Linked DNA regions of Homo sapiens: region 1 is linked to region 2. A link is an interaction called in ENCODE POLR2A ChIA-PET data of the cell type or tissue named here. Cell type or tissue: OCI-LY7. All regions are shown on one strand. Links, peaks and the distances in the headings refer to the core of each region. The heading gives the core; the rest is flanking DNA.

What was found. ChIA-PET counts read pairs that join two places held together with the same protein. Peaks named below come from ENCODE experiments on the same cell type or tissue, not always from the same donor. Only the 100,000 strongest peaks of a DNase experiment are listed, where the experiment ranks them.
Region 1: POLR2A ChIA-PET joins it to region 2 with 17 read pairs; 2 of 35 experiments call an interaction of 5 or more read pairs at or near these places.

Annotation. Positions count from the first base shown.
Region 1 is chr10:88,212,028-88,223,236 of GRCh38, reverse strand. All of the region lies in intron 1 of LOC101929727 (a long non-coding RNA gene), which reads right to left. It also overlaps a transcript of RNLS not described here. Among named protein-coding and RNA genes, the nearest start is that of PTEN, 350 kb to the right of the region's middle. In OCI-LY7, for the core only: no CTCF peak of the experiment used is centred there; a DNase peak (open chromatin) is centred at 6,056.
Region 2 is chr10:88,303,865-88,315,073 of GRCh38, reverse strand. It overlaps RNLS (renalase, FAD dependent amine oxidase), which reads left to right. Exons shown (of 7, transcript NM_001031709.3): 6 at 433-608. The region is part of intron 1 of LOC101929727 (a long non-coding RNA gene); the gene reads right to left. Among named protein-coding and RNA genes, the nearest start is that of RNLS, 270 kb to the left of the region's middle. In OCI-LY7, for the core only: a CTCF peak has its summit at 5,149; no DNase peak of the experiment used is centred there.

The sequences.
Region 1 (11,209 bases), core at 1,997-9,996, 93 kb after region 2:
ATAGTGTTTAGAAAAAACTGCCGGGAAACCTAAAACTGAAATATGTTCCTGAAGAGAACAGGATAGAAGGAGGATGGGGGAGATTGTGAGACTGAAAGTCTCAGCCCAGGCTCTGCCCTCACAAGCCATGTATCCTTAGGCAAATTACATAACCTTTCTGGGCCTCAGCTTTGCCTCATTAATCATATAGGGGTGATACTGCCTTGAGCTTGAGCTTGAGCTCACAGGTTTGTTTGAGGACACAATGAAATAAAAATGTGCTCTCACAAGAGTATTTTCATGATTTGAGACTATGCTTCCAAAAGTGGAAGATGCTAGTTAAAAGAATAAAAATCTCTCCTAAGGCCAGGAAGCTGACTATAGCTGCCTCCTTTGCTGTGTGACTCCCTCGAATTGATTTCTGGTTGCCTCAGCAGCAGATGAATCCAAACCCTTTGTACTAACTCTGCCCTGTTCAATTCCCCACAGTCTTGTGGACAGATCCTGTCATATTTGTTTCCCTGCTGTTTCTTAGATCAGTCCTTCCAAAGGTTAGACACTTACCTCTCATGGTGATTTGAAAACTAAATCAGTCAACACATGCTAGTAACACTTGTTCATCAGGCGTTGTGTAGGCTGTGATTTTATAATAATAAAAAAAGCAATATTCCGGGAGGTCTTTTAAGCATTTACATCAATGTTGTCATCTGAGGTTCATGACAAACCCCTAAGGTATATTATTATTATTTTTCCCCAGTTTTATAAATTGAAAATTGAGGCAGAGAAAGTAACTTGTCAGGGGGTAAACAGCCTATTAGTTGTGGGACCAGGCTGTGAATTCAAATGATAACTAGAGCCTCCTCCCAGACTCCAAGGAGTTTATAATCTACCAGGAGGTTTGTATATCACATCCTACTAGCCATAACACAGAATGACATGTCCCAGCCTAGTGCTGTGGGATGAGGGAACTCAGATGTGGGTTGGATTATTTCTGCCTGTTTCTATTAGGACAGCTTCCAAGGTGGGTTGAATCCTAGGACGAGCCAAGCTGACCAGACTTCCCTTGTCACAATCCACTTGAATCTACCCACCAGAATTTTAGATATAATTCCTGCCACAGTTTTCAGTAGCCACATAAGCCTATGTGTCAGTGAAATGGAGGCAAACAAAAATAATAATTAAAAAACCCAACCCCTCAGCTGAGTGGTAAAATACTTAATGCTTAATGATAGTACAAACTATCTACCACCCAACTTTCCATCCAGCATGCATTCACCTCAGGCAGCTCATAAAAGCTGAGACCCTGGAGATCATCTAGTTCAATTATAACAAATAGATTTCATTTCATGTGTCTACTCCAGTCTACTGAGAGCGGATTTGCTGCTGGAACACTGGGCTTAGAGGCATGCTGAGGCCGTCAGAAATCAAAGGAAAAAAAAAAGTGCCACAATTGATTAGTGATGTCTGACATGGGCTCAGGAGTGGAGAATGATGACACATGTGCAACACATACACCAGACACAATCTGATCCAACTTGCTTGTTTTACAGAAGAGGAAACAGTACTCCAAAATGGAAGATTGTGTGCCCAAAATCGCTTTGCAGGTTAGTGGCAGAGTTACTTGATTCCCTGTTAAGTGATAATTGATGCTCACAGGATCAGCAGCAAAACCAGCAAGAAAATTACATTATGCTTAGTACAGTATTTGTGTTAAGTGTATTTTATTCTGATTCCTTGAAAGCTGCTGATCCATGTAATGTAACTCCATTCATTGGAATATTTGATTATTCAGAGCATTCTCTGACTTGGCTGCATAATGGGAAATAACCATCCCCCAGGCAAGAAGCAGTTTATTCTAGAAAAAAGAAAAGACGACAGTTCAAGGTCTACATTCATTTTCAAAAGGACCAGTGACAAACATTTATATAAGTGGTACTGCTGACCAGTTTGACCTAAGCTTGTCAGTAAAACTTGACAAAATGAAAGGCATTTGAAGGAATGATGGCTCTCTAAACAGCAAGCTTGGCTAGGCTAAACCTTGGTGGCCAGATTTCTTCATCTCTAAACATTCTTGAAGTATGAGCTCTTCAAGATGTGAGCCCCGAGGGACAAGTGGGACTGCAAAGGTAGAGAGGAAGAAAGGAGGGCATGCCAAGTAGGGGGATGCATATACAAAGCTTCCCGGTCTGAAGGAGTGCAGCCCTTTGATGGGAGCAGGTGGAGTCTTGGGAGCACTTGAGAAGCAAATGCACCAGAGTGGAAAGAGCCTGGATTAGGCACTTAGACGACCTCAAACTCAATCCGAACTCTGTCACTTGCTAGCTGCAGAATCCCAACACAGGTTTCCTTGCAACCTCTCTGGGTCTCAGTTTCCTCATCACAAACAAAAGACAACACCACCTATCTTTCAGAAGGATGCTGTCAAAATTGAATGAGATAATTATGTCAAACACCCATACATGATAACTGGCATTTAGTAGGTGCTCAACACATGGTCAGGTCCAGTCATGAATAAACATGCTGTCTTAGTATATTTTGTAGTAAAAACAATACTAGGGCAGGAGCGAGAAGCCCTGAGTTCTGGTCCCAGCTCTATTACAAATGCACTGGAGTCCTTGGACCCTCTGCCTTGCACACTGCCAGCATTAAATAAATATTTACAGAATGAATAAATACACGAATAAGAAAATCCAAGAAAGATTTTACGTAAACTTGTTAGGCTCCAGTTTTCTCATCTATCAAAGGAAGACTGGCTTCTCAGATGTCATTTAATAATAAAGTTATTTTGATATCTGTATTTCATGCAGCTGAAAGCATCCACTATAATTTGAGCACTGTCTTGGGCATGAGACCGAAGTGCCAGGGAAGTTCATAGAATGCAGCCCTGACCCCAGCAGTCCCTTGGCTTAATGGCACCTGAAGTCTTGACCCTGCCCACCCCAAAATCCTAAAATGCTTTGCTCCTTCTTCGAGCTGACTCCAAGCAAAGGAAAGCAGATTTCAAAACAAAGTATATAGCCGTGGGTGGAATTGAGGGCTGGGGATGTGTTTCTGCCACAACTCATTCATATGAACTACTGGCACCAGCATTGTCCTCTTTCTGGATTTTCAGCCTCCTCAACTGTGAATCGGGAACTGCTAATTAGAGGGTTTATGCTTCTCAGTCACCAAGAAAGTCAGAATGCCCTGTCCACCCTTGGCCCTTCACTGCAGATGGACACCAGCTTGTTCAGTGGGAAGGGAGTAGCAGGGAAGGTGTGCTGAGCCATCAGGGTACCAGCTCAGCTCAGGGACCGTCACACTTTTCCTGGTTTCCCATTCCCCAGAGGAGATTCCCCTGAAGGGTGGGCTCAGATCCCAGAAGGGGGCAAAGGAGCTCAGGAGCAGGGGGACAGTAACATTCATAAGAGGAGAGTTCAAAAGGAAATAGCACAAGCTGGAAGTAATTGATGTGTCTTTAATGCTTTAAATATGCCTGCTTTTGTTTATTTTTTTAAATCTCAACAAGTCACAGACACTGAATGGTAAATTAGAGTTCTATTCCTCCCTTTTGGTACTCCCCCTTAAGAGGAGCTTTTATATGGCTTTTAAAGATAAAACTTCAGAAGGCCCTAGGTCTGTGCCCAGGAGTCAGGTAAAGCAACCATATGACTAAGGGAGGGAAGCAGCAAAGACTGGCTGATGTGCCCTTCCTGAAAATGAGGTAGAAACCGGGAAGTACAATTAGGTAGAAACCAACAGTTAAGTTTGCTGGGAGTTGATGAAAGCAAGAAGTCACAGGACCAGAGAAGTCAGGGGAGCTGTTTGTAATTCACATGAGTGCTAATAGGAAATCACTGTAGGTTTCTAAGCAGAGTAGGAACATTAGGAAAATTCTATTGATGAAAGATATTTCTAGTACCTCTTTTTGCACAGATGAGAATAAATGGTAGGAAGGGCATGTTGACCTACTAAATAGATCATATTTAGACTTGGAAATAGCAATGATGAGGCTAGGCTGTGATTTTTCTAACCTGTGATTTACTCAAATAACAAAGATGTTTTGAGTGCCATGCAATATCATTTAGTTATGTAACCATTTACTCAACAAATAATTATTAAATACTTACTATGTGGTCATCCCTCTTGGAGATACAAAAGAGGAAGAAATTCATGGTCTCATCAGCATAAGTGTATACAAATATGTTAAAAAGAAAAATACAAAATAGGACACAATTAGTTACCCAAGAAGTAGTGCAAATACTGGATGATATAAACAATCTGTTGAAAAATTCCTTGAGAGCTGGGGATGTCTGGATAGGGCAGGTAAATGACAGGTGGGGGCAGGTGGTTGAGGCAAAGAAGTATTCCAGGCTGTGGGAAAAGTTTGGCAAAGATTTGGAGGGAAGCATGAGGAGAGTATTGAAGGCTCTTGAGGGTGGGGCCTGTCTGAGATGAAAGTATTCAAATGCTCTCTTGGAAACAAAGAGGAAGGCTTCCTGACTTTTGAGACAGAGCTCACCACTTTAAATGGTGATTTAAGATGAAGAATCCAGCCACCTTGTTTGGGGTGAGTTAGAGGCAGGGGAATTGAGGTAGGAGAGCTCAGCTGGGGCCTACACTGGTTATCCAGAGGTGAAGAGATAGGCCTGGGAGGCTGGGTCAGGCATAGCTTATCCTAACAGTGGGTGTCCATTGGCCCTTTCAAATATTCCAGGGCCCAGCCAGCCGTCCAAGCTGTCCCAAGGACAAATTGGACACCAGTGTTCCAAGCCCTGCTCATGCCAGGAAATGAATACTTCTGGTGCCTAGGAGGGGCCTGGAGAATGGAACAAAACCCCAGGAAAGTGTGCTTCCCATCTGCAGCCCACATCCCCGGCAGCCCGCCCACCATTGTGGAAAAGGGGGATTAATAAGATGCAGACCATCCGAGACCTAGCCTTATATTATTCATTTTTCTTGGAAATGTCTAAGGTTCTGTGATCCCTCTCTAGTCTCATATGCCATACTTAGCTTATATTTTGACAGGCACAGGGCTGTTGCTTGGGCCAGCATCTGCTTTAGCATGGAGGAGGCACTGCCTTTAGTCCATACTGAGGGCAGGCCACCATAGTGCGCGGGCACCCATTCCAGGTGGCATCAGTTAGCCCCAGGAGCCCAGCTTTCTGGGGCTAATCACAGAGCAAGAAACCAGAAAATCGGGAGTCTTTTATTTTTTTTTTCCTTGTTTTTCTTTTTGAGACGAGGTTTTGCTCTTGTTGCCCAGGCTGGAGTGCAATGGCGTGATCTCGGCTCACTGCAACCTCTGCCTCCTGGGTTCAAGCGATTCTCTCACCTCAGCCTGCTGAGTAGCTGGGATTACAGGTGCCTGCCACCATGACCAGCTAATTTTTGTATTTTTAGTAGAGATGGGTTTTCACCATGTTGGCCAGGCTAGTCTCAAACTCCTGACCTCAGGTGATCCACCCGCTTTGGCCTCCCAAAGTTCTGGGATTACAGGCGTGAGCCACTGCGCCCAGCCCTCTTTTTTTTTTTTTTTTCATTTGAAGGCAATAAGAGATTTTCTTGAGTATCAAACTGAATTAAATTTCTGAGTTTAGAAAAGCCATAAGAATTTTCATTTGCTCTATAGTGCTCTAGTTCCAGACCTTGAGCATCTCTACAAGTTTCTCTTTCTAGCTGAGACCCTCTGTTTTATTTTTCTGAATAACCTGTAATTTATTCTATTACCTAGTAATGTGTACCCGGGTTAGCCTGCTTTGAACCAAAGTTATCTTGGCTTTCTGTATCAGATCACACTCCTAGAGTGAGGATCACTTTCTACCATTGGGAAGACAAGATGTTTTGAGGAAGGTTGTGATCTTTCATTTTTTAATTAAAAATGGTAAAACAAAAACCACAAAGCTGTTATATATTTTAACCCAACTGATGAAAAGGTTATTTCTGCAAAATATATGAGTCCATACCCTTTCAGAAGACCTCTAATTAACTGAGTGGTCTGTCCCTGACTGTCCTGTTTCGTTTGACGAACTTTGCTGCTTCTTCCTTGTTTTCTAGTCACTAGTAACAGCAGGTGTTATCTCCTAGTGTCATATCTTGAGAGTGCCGCCCAGCAGGGTGTAGCACAATACTGGTCTTAGAAGTGTTCTAAAGGCTTGTTTAATAACCACCCCAAATGGATGTTTGAAAACCAATCTGTTTTTCCCCAGGCCTGATCCTGCTGTCTCCCATCCCACCCCTCACCCCCTAATTGAGCTGCACTCACTCATAATTACTGTAGCCTCCAGGCCTACTGAACTAACTGCTAGAATGCCAAGAGCCTATCTTGGTTGCCCTAACCAGCGCCTGGGCAACAGCCCACACACCACACCTTTCTCTGCCTGTCCCCCACATCAGTGGGTACCCAGGGACTGCAGCATCGTGGAGTTGGATTATTTCCAGATAAAGACATTGAGTTGTGGAGAAAGTATGCTAAACACCCGGGTTTTTTTGTTGTTGTTGTTGTTTAGCAGGTTGGTTTATTCCTTTGATTCCTCTTCCTGCCTTTCTTTTGGAAAATCATTTTTTCTCCACATTTCCAGCATTTATGGTTCTTGAGGGGTTGAGCCACTTCTGTGCTCCAGAGAAAAGCATACAACTCACACCAGGTCAGTTTGCTTCCCTGCTTTCAGCCGTTAATTTAGGATGTGGGTGTGTGACCCAAGCCAATCCAATAAGTGTCATTCTCAGGATTTTTGCTAGACCTATTGGAAAAGAGATTCTGTGTTTCTGCTAGGTTTGAAAGCTGATAGATTATAACCTAGATGCTTCTGGGAGGTCATTATATTACTTAAAAGGAGCACCTTCTAGAGTACTAAGCCAAGACACAAAATCAGAGATGAAAGATAGGAAAAATACAGATATCTTATGACATTATTTGAGCCCCTAGATCCAGCTGTGCCTGAAGCTAACTACCCCTGAACTTTTCAATTACATTAGCCAAAAAATTTCCCTCTACTGCTTAATGCAGTTTGAGCAAACGCTACTTTCCTGGAAGAGCTTCTGTAGCCTGATGCCTTGAGACTTGGAGCCTATTATTAATGCAGGGTTCCTATTCTTATTGATATGCTAAAACCCAGGAATGGATTGATTCATTTCTATTTTATCTGCAAAGATACGATATAGAGATATATAGCTTTTATGAACTCTACAATCATTTCCAACTCATTTTAATCAATATCCTTGATCTTTTCTTTCCCAAACATGACTAAGTAATGAATAAGTAGCAAAAATTACAGATGAGGCCGGGCACGGTGGCTTACACCTAATCCCAACACTTTGAGAGGCCAAGATGGGTAGATCACCTGAAGTAAGGAGTTAGAGACTAGCCTGGTGAACATGGCAAAACATCATCTCTACTAAAAATACAAAAATTAGCCTGGCATGGTGGCGTGCACCTGTAATCCCAGCTACTCGGGAGGCTGAGGCAGGAGAATCGCTTGAACCAGGGAGGTGGAGATTGCAGTGAGCCAAGATCACGCCATTGCACTCCAGCCCAGGTAACAAGAGCAAAACTCCATCTCGGAAAAAAAAAAAAAAAAAAAAAAATTACAGATGGTTTCCCTATGTAAGGGCTAACAGATAATGAATGGTCTAAATGTGAGGAGCAGCAACATGCAATCTGTCTGATGCACAAAACTGGTGCCTTGTTCTCAAAACAGTGATCATGGACACATTATTTACAATTTAAGCGAAGCCCCTCTCCAGAGTTGGTCCATCAGAGCTAGGGAAAAGGACTTCCCAAGGCAAAGTTATTTTTCTTCCATAGACCTGAAGACTAAATCTGTCAGTTAGAAAGACCTAAACACAAACCAGGAACTTTGAAATTAGACAGATTTGGATTTAAATTCCAAGGTTTGTTATTTACTAGTTATATAAACTCCCAGCCTTGTCGAATTGTTCAGTCTATTTTCTTAGCCTTGGTTTCCTCACCCAGGAATGGAACCATCTCATAGGGGTCAATGAAATTTTAAATCTAAGTGCTTTGGTCACTAGCATATAGTAAGCACTCAATAATAGGTAGCCATTATTAGTATAACTACTAATAGTAATATTAATTGTACTATAATTAATATAACTAGTAATAGTAATAATAATAATAATAGAGATACTAGGAGTTTACTCACTCCTATTTAAAATTCATATGTGTGCTGTAACCAAAATTTTAGGCCTGCAAATAGGATTAAGAATAATTACCATAGATAGGCCTTGGTGTTCTCAGCCTGGCATGTAAGGATTAGGATAGCAAAGAGAAGAAAGAAGGATGTTTTGGTTGGTTTGATTGAGTTAAATACAAATACCTTGACTAAACCATATTGCTCAAATATAAGATTTTGTACACCAATTTTTGCTTACTTTCAAGTCAAGCAAAATGTCACATTTAAGATAATACTAACCACTCTTTCAACAGTTGAATTATACAAACTTTATAAAAATATGAAAGTTAATACATTCCATTCATTTGTTCAGCCTCTACAAATAGCAAGCAAAATGACATATTAATTTTTAAAAAGGAACATGTTTTAAATGCACTGTACAATATTTTGTTTTTAAAATAAGGCATAAAATGGAAAGAAAACTGAAAATGAAAATGAAGGTAAAAACTGAATAAAACAATGCCACAAAAATCACACAGAAAAACAAGGTAATACCAATGAATGTAAAAATATCATAAATATGCATATGATTATGGTTCATTCAGACCCTGTTAACTGAGTTTTTTTTTTTTTTTTTTTTTTTTTGAGACGGAGTCTCGCTCTGTCACCCAGGCTGGAGTGCAGTGGCGCGATGTCTGTTAACTGAGTTTTAAATGAATTTACAGGGTCAGATTTTCCTTCACACCAAACCTGAGTCTTATATTGGTAAAGGAAAGAGAAAAGGGAGTTGCAGTTCCCCAAATGACTTTGGAGTAAAAGGCAGCTTAGCTCTGTTTTGCTGTATCTAGGGCTCTTTGCCTGACTTCCCTGCCCTGACTCAGGAGTGGTCCAGAGACGGGTATGTGAAAAAAATTCTAGCCAATGATAGGCAGATTCAGGATTTTGTTGAACATCTTGGAGAGAGAAACTTACTTCTTTTAACAGAACCTGAAAGTTAAGAGAATGTACTACCACTACTGCCAACTGCTACTACTACTACAACTACTGCCCATGAAACTTGAGACTTAAGCCAATGATAGCAGAAGACAGAGCCGAGAAATGGAGAGAAACCGAGTCCTGATTATCCTGTTGAGTCCTGAATCCAGCTGTGCCCAATGCTGCTTTCCAGTTTGTGTAAGCCCATGAATTCCCTTTTTGTTTAAGCCAGTTTAGGTTAGGATTTTGTTACTTGCAAATTAAAGTGACCTAATGATATAGAGATCCAGTATCAAAAATAAACAAACGAAATCAAGAAATACCTAAATTTAAACTAGGCATAAGCAAATCGGGGAAAAAGTCTAGGATCAGTTAAATGAAGAATCAGTACAACAGCCTGTTGATCCTAGAAATTTCTACAAATTGAACCACAGAATCATCATGTACCTTCAGATAAAAATAACTGACCAAACAAAAGAAACATCTAAATATGCTCTGTGGCCGTATCTCTTCAACTGGGGAGTTTCAAGAGAAAACTAGAAAAAGTGTCTGAATTCAAGATGGCGGCTCTGGCAGGAACAGGGAGCAGGGATTGAGAACTCTCCTTGGGAAACTGGCTGAGGAGACAGATGTTTTATATCTGCCCTGATCAGAAAAAGCACGGGACCACTTGCTAAATGTTGAACAAGGATGCTTGCAACAACTGCATTATTTAGGGCTTCTGTGGGTTCTTATTTGAGAAGTTTTCCCAAACTCGGGAAGGTGCCTGTAGGGCCAGAAATAAAGGGGTATGATTCTTCTAGCACACAAGCAGAAGGCACTCAGACAAATGAGGAATTGTAGTTTTATGAAATGGGGACTGTACAAAGCAGATGCATTAGGAATTTGGAACCAGCTTCAGACAGTACATCGTTTGTTCAATTCCTGGTAGAAATCCTGCCCCCCAAATTATTTTTAATCTTATATGGCAATTTATTTGCCAAAAAAGGGCTTTGATGCAATGTTAGCATAAAAATCACTTTAAAGCCAGCGCAGAAGAATCTTGGATCTCAGAAGCTTCTCTCCCAAACCGCAACTAGTCCAGTGCCCATTCCTGGCAGGGTAGAATGCAGGGCGATGGTGGGCTGAGAGCTGTGAAATGACAGTGGCAAAAGCCAAAATTTTTTCTTTACATTAAGAGCTCTGCATTAGGACTCACATTCTTCTGAATCACACATTTGAAGTAACTGGTACTATTTTGTTCTGCTTCTATTGGACAAATATCAGGAACTGTTTAAAAAACAGAGCAGGATTAATTCAGCCTAGTGCACATCCAAATTCCAAAGTTTGGGTCCCTTGGGCAAGACATGTGCCAACTACAGACAGCCAACACTCCACCTGGGAAACCGACAGTCATTCCACAACTTAGTCCTTACCCATGCCATAAGATAGCTCATCTGGGTACCAGGTGCTAAGGTGTGCTTATGGCAGAAAAACATTTCTAGTACATTCAATCCTCATTTTACATGATAAACAGGAGAGGAAGTCTGTCTCTATGTTGGAAAACATAGTATCCAAAATGAAATAAGCAGCTCAGTAAAAAAGCAGAGAATCAGCCCTAGAATAGTGCCTACGGCATAACAGACACTTAATATATGCTAAGTGAATGATTAAAAGTATGAGCAAATGGATAAATGAATGAGTGAATTACTAGATTGATTATTGGTTGTACCATTTAAAATAAGACCTGGAAGAGAACCATCTGAAGAACTTTTAGAAGGAGAGCAAGATCACAGTTGGTCAACAGGACAAATATGTATTACATACACACAGGACAAATATGTATTACATACACACCTTGCACAAGATGAAGTAGGAAGTACCAAGAGGAGGGGAAAAAATGATGTATCAACATGGTTTCTCTTCATCTTGCTTGCTACCCACTTGAGAAGAGAAAGATGCTATGGAAACAAGAACTGATATTACAAGTCAGTTCTCTTGGTGAAGTAAGGGAAACAAAAAATGTCTTGCAACCATTTATATAGATTCTGAGGACTGAGGGTCAGAGAAGGCATCATAAAAGATGACATCAATGTGGGTAGAATTTGAATCCATGGCCAGGAACAAGGTTTGCCTGGCAGGGAAATGTATGATGGGAATGC
Region 2 (11,209 bases), core at 1,060-9,059:
ATTAATTGAATGAGACAGGTATTTATTGAATATATACTTTGTTCTCAGAATTTATGAAGAATATAGACTCTGTATAAAAAAAATGGACCCTGCCCTGAAGAGCTAGCAATTTTGTGAATGAGAGAAGACAAACCTAAATATAATTATATCCAAGGCAGTTCATATTAAATGCACTTCTACCCTTTCTTCCAGTTCTTTAGCAATATCTGACAATTTTTCACTAAAACTTCTCTTTAATCTGTCTTCCTCTTCAGAGAAGTTTGATTTTGAATTTCAGAAATGCCTAATTTATGCTTTAGAGATTAGAATAAGTTTTTCCTCCATTTATTGCTTGATTATTGTGATCAGTTCTTAAGTCTGAATTGAAATCCTGAGAGATGCTTGCCTGCTACCCACTTTAAGATGCATCTTTATGATCCTCTTATGCCACAGAGTCATCAGAAATTGGGCCTTCCCTCGTGATTCACACCACTGTCCCATTTGGAGTTACATACTTGGAACACAGCATTGAGGATGTGCAAGAGTTAGTCTTCCAGCAGCTGGAAAACATTTTGCCGGGTTTGCCTCAGCCAATTGCTACCAAATGCCAAAAATGGAGACATTCACAGGTAATCAAAGAATCCAGTGGTCTAAGCACAACAATTTTCTTAACAGGCTCACAGAACTGATGTTACTTCTTTATCCTTTGCACTCTCTAGTGAAATAAATTAACTATGTGATCCTTGGAGCAAATATGTGTTTGCCCAACACATAAATATAACTTCTATGGGTTTTATGGTCCTGCTGTTTCTCAACAAGAAGTGCATAGAATTTCCACCAATGTTGTCTTCAAATTCAAGCATCTCAAGACTTACAAACCTTGATATTCCGAGGTCTTCTCTTCAGATAAGGCAGGTTATATCTCCAAATGCAGCTGTTTCTTTGGGGTTTTTCTAGATCAGTACTGTGGATATTTAGAAACCACTATAACTTCCCAAGATTTTGCAATATGTCAAATTAACCTTGTAAGTGTATTTTGCTACCACAATTTTCATTTTTATTAAGTTTCCACTTTGGTTTTGACTGCTGCCAGCTGAGCTCTCTGGGGGAGAGAGATAAGTACCTGCATAGGACAGCTAGTTGAGCTGTTTTTCAGGGTTAAATTAAACCTGCTGATCACTCTACTAGTTCAAACTTAAAGCTCCTTATACTAAGTAAATGTTGACTTTTTCTGAAAATTTCTGCATATTTCAATGGAAGTGAGTATTCATAGAAAAAGTCTTTTGATCCGTAAACTCAGTAGTGAAGTCATTTAGGGGACAACGAAGCAAAGGGCAGATACAGGAGAAAAAGCAGTGAGTTGTCCATTTTTTTCCTGGGATTTCTGAGCTTGTTGACGAACTGATTTATCAGCCCTATTGGTTATCCAAGCTGTGAAGCCTGTAGAAAAAGTGGTGTTGTGGGAAATTGCAGTTGATTTTGTATATTTTAAAGGGCTTTCCAAAATCAGAGGAAATAGTAAATTATTTCCTAAAATATTGTAGCAGGTCTATGTTTTACTCATATCTTCTCAAGTCAAATTACACAGTGAATCTTTGGGGAAAAATATTTACTTAAGCATGTCATGGTCACTTTAGAAGACTTTACTTTTTCCTTTTAAAAGCATTGAAAAATCTAAATAGCTATTATCTTTAAGTGATATTGAACTCAATTTTAAGTTGGCTTGAAAAAGAAAACAGGGAAATAATCTTGTTGATATACTTTGAAGCTAGATATATTACACATCAAGTCACTTTGTGATTTATAAATACTTCTTTAAAAGAAACATTCGTTTATGAGGTTTCCTCTTGTGCCTTTCTCGTAATTTATTAATAAACTGAAAAAGTGGATTTAAAATCTACTTATTTCTTAAAATTTGATGTGTTAATAAAAATAGATTTGTCCTAACCACAAAATGGTCTAATCAAAGTTGTGCAATATCACAAAATTTAATAAAAATCTTTGAACACAATGTACCTCCAAACCCTAGCAATGATTTTGTTACAATTTGGATGTTGAAATTATCTCACTATATTTACGACTCTGAAGTCATGAAGTCTACATTGGCTGCAAAACCTGAAAGGGAGTAAGTTATCATCCAGACTTAGAAGTTTGCATATTCCACTATTCATATACTTCTCACAGTAACTTGAGGACCATTTTACAGAACATAACATTGTCATTTATGGTAGAAATGTGGGAGGGTAGGGGGCATATTGGAAATCTCTATAACTTCCTCTCAGTTTTGCTATGAACCTAAAACTGTTCTGAAAAAAAAAAGTGAAGTCAATTTAAAAATAGAAAAAATTCAAATTAAAAATGTATCTAGTGGTAAAGATAAGCCCTAAATAGATTATTTTAAATATATATGTTTTAAAAGCAGTCTTATGAGTTTGTTAGTTTTAACTCTCTATAGTGATGAGCACACGAAGCCTCACAGAGATGAAATAACTTCCTTCAATCCCCACAGCTAATAATGACAAAACCAGTCTACCTGCCTCTCAAGTCCTTCCATCCTCTTCACCCACCTTATATTTCCTATTGTTGTTGTAACAAATTCTCAAAAACTTGGTAGTGGGAAACAACACAAATTTATTATCTTACAGTCCTGGAGGTCAGAGTCGAAAATGGGTCTCACTGGAATAAAATCCAGGTGTGGTCAGGCTGCATTTCTTTCTAGAGGCCCTAGGAGAGAATCCATTTTCTTGCCTTTGTCATCTTCTAGAAGCTGCCCACATTCCTCAGCTTGAGACCCCTCCCATCTTCAAAGCCAGCAACAGCAGGTCAAATCCTTCTTCCACTCTGACCTTTTCTTCTGCCTCACCCTTGTGATGACATTGGGCCCACCTGTGTGGTCCAAGATACTTATCCCATCTCAGCTTCAGCTCACTCATAATTTTAATCCATCTGCAACCTAAAATCTTCCTTTCCATTGACGTAACATATTTGTAGGTTCCAGGGATTAAGACATGGATGTCTGTGGTAGGGGCATTACTTCTGCCTGCCACACCCTCCTTTCTCCCAAATCCCTTGATGGATCCCCTTGATGAGGCATTGTTTCCTTCTTCCTCATAAAACCTCTGGAGAGAGCATCAGCCATGTAAGGCTCAAGCCTCCCTAAGGGAACACCTGCTATCTGCAAGAGATAAGAGGAGTATTTTGTGTGGGGACAGTTTCTGATTTCCCTGGTGTTGCTCTCCCAAGCCTAGTGCTGTTCCTAATGTCGCATATCCATATCCACAATTGCAACAGTGGGGTAAAAAATGTTTTTTCATTTTTTCATTTGGTAACTCATTTATTCAATAAGCGTTTAATGAATGCCTACAATATGGCTAGTACTCTGCTCAGGAAACCCTAGAGACTAATATTTGCTGACGGCCTTCTCCTAAGACTCTAAATTGAAGTTTGTCTAGGGCAAGCTAATGGTGCATTCTTGTGGGTGCTACTCTTAAATGAGGAAAGAGGCAGGTGAAGAAAGAAGGCGTTTTTTGAAAGACTTGGGAGCTGTTTCTGTGCATCCCATTTTTAATTTGAATAAAGCACTTGAGTAGGTGGTTCAAACAAACAGAAAAGCAATGGCAGACTTTTTGTGGTTCTCAGTTCCTCCCTTTTGCAGCTATTTGCCTTCCATAATTTAAATGTTTAGCCAGTTAATATAACTTGATGCTTAGTCTGTTATGCATTGAATTAAGGTTTCTGTAACAAGTATGATATATTAACTCTTTCTTTCACTAGAAGCAGAATTACTGAAAATGTCTTTCCATGTACCTTGACAGGGGACATTTAATCAGTTTGATAACCGTAATACTCTGACCATTATTTTATGCTGTGCTTTCCTTTGTTTCAGTGTCTATCATGATGCCCTTCTCAAACTATAGTAAATTTCTGATTTGCATTCAGGTTTAGCTCTAATTTTCCCCCTCTTTCTTCAATTCCAGAAAATGTGAGTGGCCCTTTTCCTTACCTTATGTAGCACTCTCATGATTACTTTATTTTTTAATCTCCAAATGTACATTCAGATACCAAGGAAATCAGGAGAGGAACTTAGGGGCAGGAAATGAATGAATACATTGATATTCAATATCTTTGGAAAAATAAATGGATGTGGACTAGCATAGTAAGCTTGTACAGTACAATTAGAAATCAGTTATCTTCTGTAGTTATATATCTTCACTTAATAACTCAATATTTTGCCCTGAGCTTGTACCTTTTCTCTTCCTTTTCTTTCTTTTTTTTTTTTTTTTTTTTTTTTTTGGCAGAGGTAGGCTCTAAATCTGTCACCCAGGCTGGAGTGCAGTGCATGATCAGAGCTGACTACAGCAGCCTGCCTCAAACTTCTGAGCTCAAGTGATCCTCTCACCTCAGCCTCCTGAGTAGCTGGGATTACAGGTGCACACTACTGTTCCCGGTTAATTTTTTAAAATGTTTGTAGTCACGGGGTCTTGCTATGTTGCCCAGGCTGGTCTCAAACTCCTGGCCTGAAGTGATCCTCCTGCTTTGGCCTCCCAAAATGCTAGGATTACAGTCATAAGCCTCTTTCAGTTGTTTAAAGAGAAGGATCATGAATTTTTAAAGGATCTAATGAAAGCTATAAACATAAACATTCTCTTTATTAAAAAAAATACATGTACACATAAACACAAAAAGTACACACAATTATCAGGATTTATTGGCAACCTAAATTCCTTCCATGAATCCAGTGTTAGGAACACCTGCTGTAAATGTTATACCGCTATTACCTGAATAAATCAAGAGTCTCTCGTGGCCCAGTCTTGGCATATTGTTGCAGTCAAAAAGATATAATCCAGCAATCAAAAAGTATTTATTTACGCATACATTTTTTGAGACAGGGTCTCGCTTTATCACCCAGGCTGGAGTGCAGTGGTTATGACCTCAGTTCACTGCAGCCTCGACTTCCCCGGCTCAAGCAATCCTCCTCAGCCCCCAAGTAGCTGGGGCTACAGGCACACTCCACCCCATCTGCGGCTAATTTTTTGTATTTTTTTGTAGAGGTGAGGTTTCATCATGTTGCTGAGGCTGGTCTTGAACTCCAGGACTCAAGCGATCTGCCTGCCTTGGCCTCCCAAAATGCTAGGATTATAAGTATGAGCACCACACCTGGCCGCAAACAGTATTTAAAATAACTCCAATCTTTACTGGTATCTCTTATAGAACTTTAAAGAATTTCCAAAATGTATCATTCACAACAACTCTTTTGGAAAGCTCTCTTCTCATTCCTTGCATGGCCCTCTTAACGAAAACTCCCTCGAATCCTCTCTTTGCTCTCTTAATAACCCACAGAAACTTTCTCTGACAATTAGCCATGTCGGCTTGTCATTTTTTCTTTCCTTTCTTCAACCTTCCATTCACATTCTTTACTTTTGACTCTATCCTTTTATTCCCCTCCCACCTCTTAAACAAGGAAGTCTTTGCCCTTTTCAATACAAAGTTTCCATTTGGCTCCTTCAGGCCTTTTCCAGCTGATTACCTCAGTTACCCATAGTACTGCTAGGAGTTAAAAGGAGTAAGAGAGAAAAGGGGAAATGTGCAATGGCTGAAGGGCAGAATTTTTCTTACAGATTTTGTTTGGTGGGGGAAGTGGATGTGCACACAGAAGAGCTTGAGACCACCCGTACGTTTACATTATCCCCTCATGAGATTAATTTCTGGTGAGTAATAGTGTCTAATTTCAGCATTGAAAAGTCAGGTGGTGATTGATATTTTAATTTTTTCTTGCTTTTTCCCATGCATTTTCTTTTTCTTTTCCTTATTTTTTAACTTTTAAGTTCAGGGGTACGCGTGCAGGTTTGTTGTATGGGTAAATTTGTATCATAGGGGTTTGTTGTACAGATTATTTTATCACCCGGGTATTAAGCCTAGTACCCATTATTTCTCCTGATCCTCTCCCTTCTCCCACCCTATACCCTCCACCCTCTGATAGGCCCTTGGGTGTATTGTTCCCCTCTATGTGTCCATGTGTTCTCATCATTTAGCTCCCACTTTTAAGTGAGAACATGTGATATGTGGTTTTCTGTTCCCGCATTAGTTTGCTAAGGAGAATGGCCCCCAGCTTCGTCCATGTTTTCCTGCAAAGGACATGATCCCATTCTTTTTTATAACTGCATAGTGTTCCATGGTGTAGATGTATCACATTTTCTTTATCCAGTCTATCATTGATGGGAATTTAGGTTCATTCTATGTATTTGCTATTGTGAATAGCACTGCAATGAACATATGTGTACATGTATCTTATAATAGAACAACTTATATTCCTTTGGGTATGCATCTAGTAATAAGATTACTGGGTTGAATGACATTTGTGATTTTAGGTCTTTAAGGAATCGCCACACTGTCTTCCACAATGGTTGAACTAATTTACAATCCCACCAACAATGTGTAAGCACTCCTTTTTCTCCTCAACCTCACCAGCATCTGTTATTTTTTAATAGTAGCCATTCTGACTGGTGTGAGATTTCACTGTGGTTTTGATTTGCATTTCTCTAATGATCAGCGATGTTCAGCTTTTTTTTCATCTGAATTTTGGCCATATGTATGTCTGCTTTTGAAGTGTCTGTGCTTGTCCTTTGCCCACTTGTTAATGGGGTTTTTTTTTTATTTTTTGTAAATTTGTTAAGTTCCTTATAGTTGCTGGATATTAGACCTTTGTCAGATGCATAGTTTGCAAAAATTTTCTCTTATTCTATAGGCTGTCTGTTCACTCTGTTGTTAGTTTCCTTTGCTACACAGCTCTTCAAATAGATCTCATTTGTCAATTTTTGCTTTTGTTGCAATTGCTTTTGGCGCAATTGCTTTTGGCATCTTTGCCATGAAATCTTTGCCTCTTCCTATGTCCAGAATGGATTGCCTAGGTTGTCTTCCAGGGTGTTTATAGCGTTGGGTTTTTCACTTAAGTCCTTAATTCATTTTGAGTTAATTTTTGCATATGGTGTAAGGAAGGGGTCCAGTTTCAATCTTCTGCATATGGCTAGCCAGTTATCCCAGCATCATTTATTGAATAGGGAATCCTTTCCCCATTGCTTGTTTTTGTCAAAGATCAGATAGTTGTAGGTGTGTGGCCTTATTTCTGAGTTCTCTATTCTGTTCCATTGGGCTATGTGTCTGTTTTTGTACCAATATCATGCTGTTTCAGTGCCTCCAGCTTTGTTCCTTTTGCTTAGGATTGCCGTGGCTATTCAGGCTCTTTTTTGGTTCCATATAAATTTTAAAATAGTTTTTTCTAGTTTTTTGAAGAATGTTAATGGTGGTTTAATAGCAATAGCATTGAATCTATAAATTGCTGTGGGCAGCATCGCCATTTTAACAATATTGATTCTTCCTATCCATGAGCATGAAATGCTTTTCCATTTGTTTGTGTCATCTCTGTCTTCTTGGAGCAGTGTTTTGTAGTTCTCCTTGAAGAGATCTTCCACCTCCCTGGTTAGCTGTGTTCCTAGGTGTTTCATTCTTTTTGTGGCAATTGTGAATGGGATTGCATTCCTGATTTGGCCCTTGGCTTGACTATTGTTGGTACATAGGAATGTTAGTGATTTAGTGATTTTTGCACGTTGATTTTGTATCCTGAGACTTTGCTGAAGTTGTTTATTAGCTTAAGAAGCATTTGGGCTGACAGTGAGGTTTTCTAGATATAGGATCATGCCATCTACAAACAGGGTAGTTCAACTTCCTCTTCCTATTTGGATGTCCCTTATTTCTTTCTCTTGCCTGATTGCCCAGGTGGGCCAGGACTTCCAATATTATGTTGAATAGGAGTGGTGAGAGAGAGCATTCTTGTCTTTTGCTGGTTTTCAAAGGGAATACTCCTAGCTTTTGCCCATCCAGTATGATGTTGGCTGTGGATTGTCATGGATGGCTCTTATTATTTTGAGGTATGTTCCTTCAATACCTAGTTTATCGAGAGTTTTTCACATGAAAGGGTATTGAATTTTATCAAAAACCTTTTCTGCATCTATTGAGGTAATCATGTGGTTTTTGTATTTAGTTCTGTTCACATGATGAATCATATTTATTGATTTGCATATGTTGAACTAACCTTGTATCCCAGGGATAAAGCCTACTTGATCATGGTGGATAAGATTTTGATGTGCTGCTGGATTTGTTTACCAGTATTTTATTGAAGATTTTTGCATCAATGTTCAAGGATATTGGCCTGAAGTTTTCTTTTTTTGTCATGTCTGTGCTACGTTTTGGTATCAGGATGATGTTGACCTCATAGAATGAGTTAGGGAGGGGTCCCTTCTCCTCAAATTTTTGGAATAGTTTCAGCAGGAATGGTACCAGCTCTTTGTACATCTGATAGAATTCAATGGTGAATCTGTTTGGTCCTGAGATTTTTTTGGTTCGTAGGCTACTTGTTACTGACTCAACTTCAGAGCTTATTATTGGTCTGTTCAGGAAATCCGTTTCTTCCTGGTTTAGTCTTGGGAGGGTGTATGTATCCAGGAATATATTCATTTATTGTATATTTTCTAGTTAATAATCATAGAGGTGTTCATAATATTCTCTGATGGTTGTTTGTATTTCTGTAGGGTCAGTGGTAATATCCTGCTTGTTTTTTCGTATTGTGTTTATTTGGATCTTCTCTCTTTTCTTCTTTATTAGTCTAGCTAGCAGTCTGTGTATTTTATTAATTTTTTTCCAGAAAACAGCTCCTGAATTCATCGATATTTTGAATGGTTTTTTTGTGTCTCAATCTCTTTCAGTTCAGCACTGATTTTGGGTATTTCTTGTCTCTGCTAGCTTTGGTATGTATTTGCTCTTGGTTCTGTAATTATTTTAGTTTTGGTGTTAATTGTTAGCTTGAGATCTTTCCAACTTTTTCAGGTGGACATTTAGTACTATAAATTTCCCTCTTAACACTGCCTTTGCTGTGTTCCAGAGATTTGGATATGTTGTATCGTTGTTCTCATTAATTTCAAATAAATTCCTGATTTCTGTCTTTATTTCATTATTTACCCAGATGTTATTCAGGAGCAGGTTATTCAGTTTTCATGTAACTATATGGTTTTGAGTGAATGTCTTAGTCTTGATTTCTAATTTGATTGTGCTGTGGTCTGAGAGATTGTTTGTTATGATTTCAGTTCTTTTGCATTTGCTGAGGAGTTTTTTACTTCCTATAATGTGATCAATTTTAGAATGTGTGCCAGATGACAATGAGAAGAATGTATAGTCTGTTGTTTTTGGTGGACAGTTCTGTAGATATCTATCAGCTCCATTTGATCCAGTGCTGAGTTTAAGTTCTGAATATCTTTGTTAATTTTCTGTCTGTATCATCTGCCTAATGTTATCAGTGGGGTGTTAAAGATCCCCACTATTATTGTGTCAGAGTCTAAGTCTATTTGAAAGTATCTAAGAACTTGATTTATGCATCTAGGTGCTCCTGTATTGGGTGCATATATATTTAGGATAGTTAGATCTTCTTGTTGAATTGAACCCCTTACCATTATGTAATGCCCTTCTTTTTTTATCTTTGTTGGTTTAAAATCTGTTTTGTCTGAAACTAGGATTGCAACCCCTGCTTTCTTCTCTTTTCCATTTCCTTGGTAGATCCCTTTATTTTGAGCCTATATGCATCATTGCATGTGAGATGGGTCTCTTGAAGACAGCATAATGGGTTTTGGTTTTTTATCCAGCTTGCCACTCTTTGTCTTTTAGTTGGGATATTTAGCCCATTTATATTCAAGTTTTGTACTGATATGTGTATACTTGATCCTGTTATCATGATGTTAGCTTGTTATTTTGCAGACTTGTTTATGTGGTTGCTTTATGGTGTCACTGGTCTTCAGTGTGTTTTTGTAATGGCTGGTAACCGTCTTTCCTTTCCATATTTAGTGCTTCCTACAGGAGCTCTTGTAAGACAGGTCTGGTGGTAACGAGTTCCCTCAGTATTTGCTTGTCTGTAAAGATTCTTATTTCTTCTTCTTCTTCTTTAAGCTTATGAAGCTTGGTTTTGCCAGATATGAAATTCTGGGTTGGAATTTCCTTCCTTTAAGAATATTGAATACTGGCCACCAATCTTTTCTGGCTTGTAGAGTTTCTGCTGAGAGGTCCGCTGTTAGTCTGATAGATTTCCCTTTGTAGATGACCTGACCTTCCTCTCTTGCTGCCTTTAACATTATTTTTTTCATTTTGACCTTGGAGAATCTCACAATTATGTATCTTGGGGATGATCTTCTTGTGAAGTATCTTACTAGGGTTCTCTGTATTTCCTGATTTTGAATGTTGGTTTCTCTAGCTAGGATGGGGAGGCTCTCATGGACAATGTCCTGAAATATGTTTTCCAAGTTGGTTCTATTCTTTTCATCTCTTTCAGGGACACCAATGATTTATAGATTTGGTCTCTTTACATAATCCCATATTTCTTGGAGGTTTAGTTCACTCCTTTTCATTCTTTTTTCTCTATTCTTGCCTGACCATCTTATTTCAGAAAGCCAGTCTTTAAGCGCCGAGATTCTTTCCTCCACTTGGTCTATTCTGCTGCTAATACTAGTGATTGCATTATGAAATTCTTGTAATGTGTTTTTCAGCTCTTTCAGGTCAGTTATGTTATTTTCTATACCAATTATTTTGTCTGTCAGCTCTTGCCTTGTTTTATCATTATTTTTGGCTTCCTTGGATTGGGTTTCAACATGAAGCTCAGTGTTCTTCATTCCTATCCATATTCTGAATTCTATTTCCGTCATTTTGGCCATCTCAGCCAGTTCAGAACTCTTGCTAGAGAGGTAATGTGGTCATTTGGAGGAAAGAAGGCACTCTGGCTTTTTGAGTTTTCAGGGTTCTTGCACTGATTCCTTCTCATCTTTGTGAGCTTATCTATCTTCAATCTTTGAGGTTGCTGACCTTTGGATTTTTTGCCCCTTTTATCCTATTTGATGACCTTGAGAGTTTGATTGTGGCATAAGGTTGATTAAACCAACTGGCTTCATTTCTGAAAGACTGTAGGGGGCCAACACTTAGCTCCCAACTCCTGGTCTGCATGCTGTAACTCTGCAAGACTTGTAGTGGGCCCCAACTTTGTTCTCTGGCTCCTCAAGGTTAGCAGCCCACTGTGATGGTGGGACCAAGGTATGGCTGCTGCAGCAGAGTATTAGCAGATGCCAGGGTGCTTGCCTCCCTGTGAGTGTTCACCACATTGGTGGAGGTAATGCAGCTGGTGACTGTGTACACAGTCGCA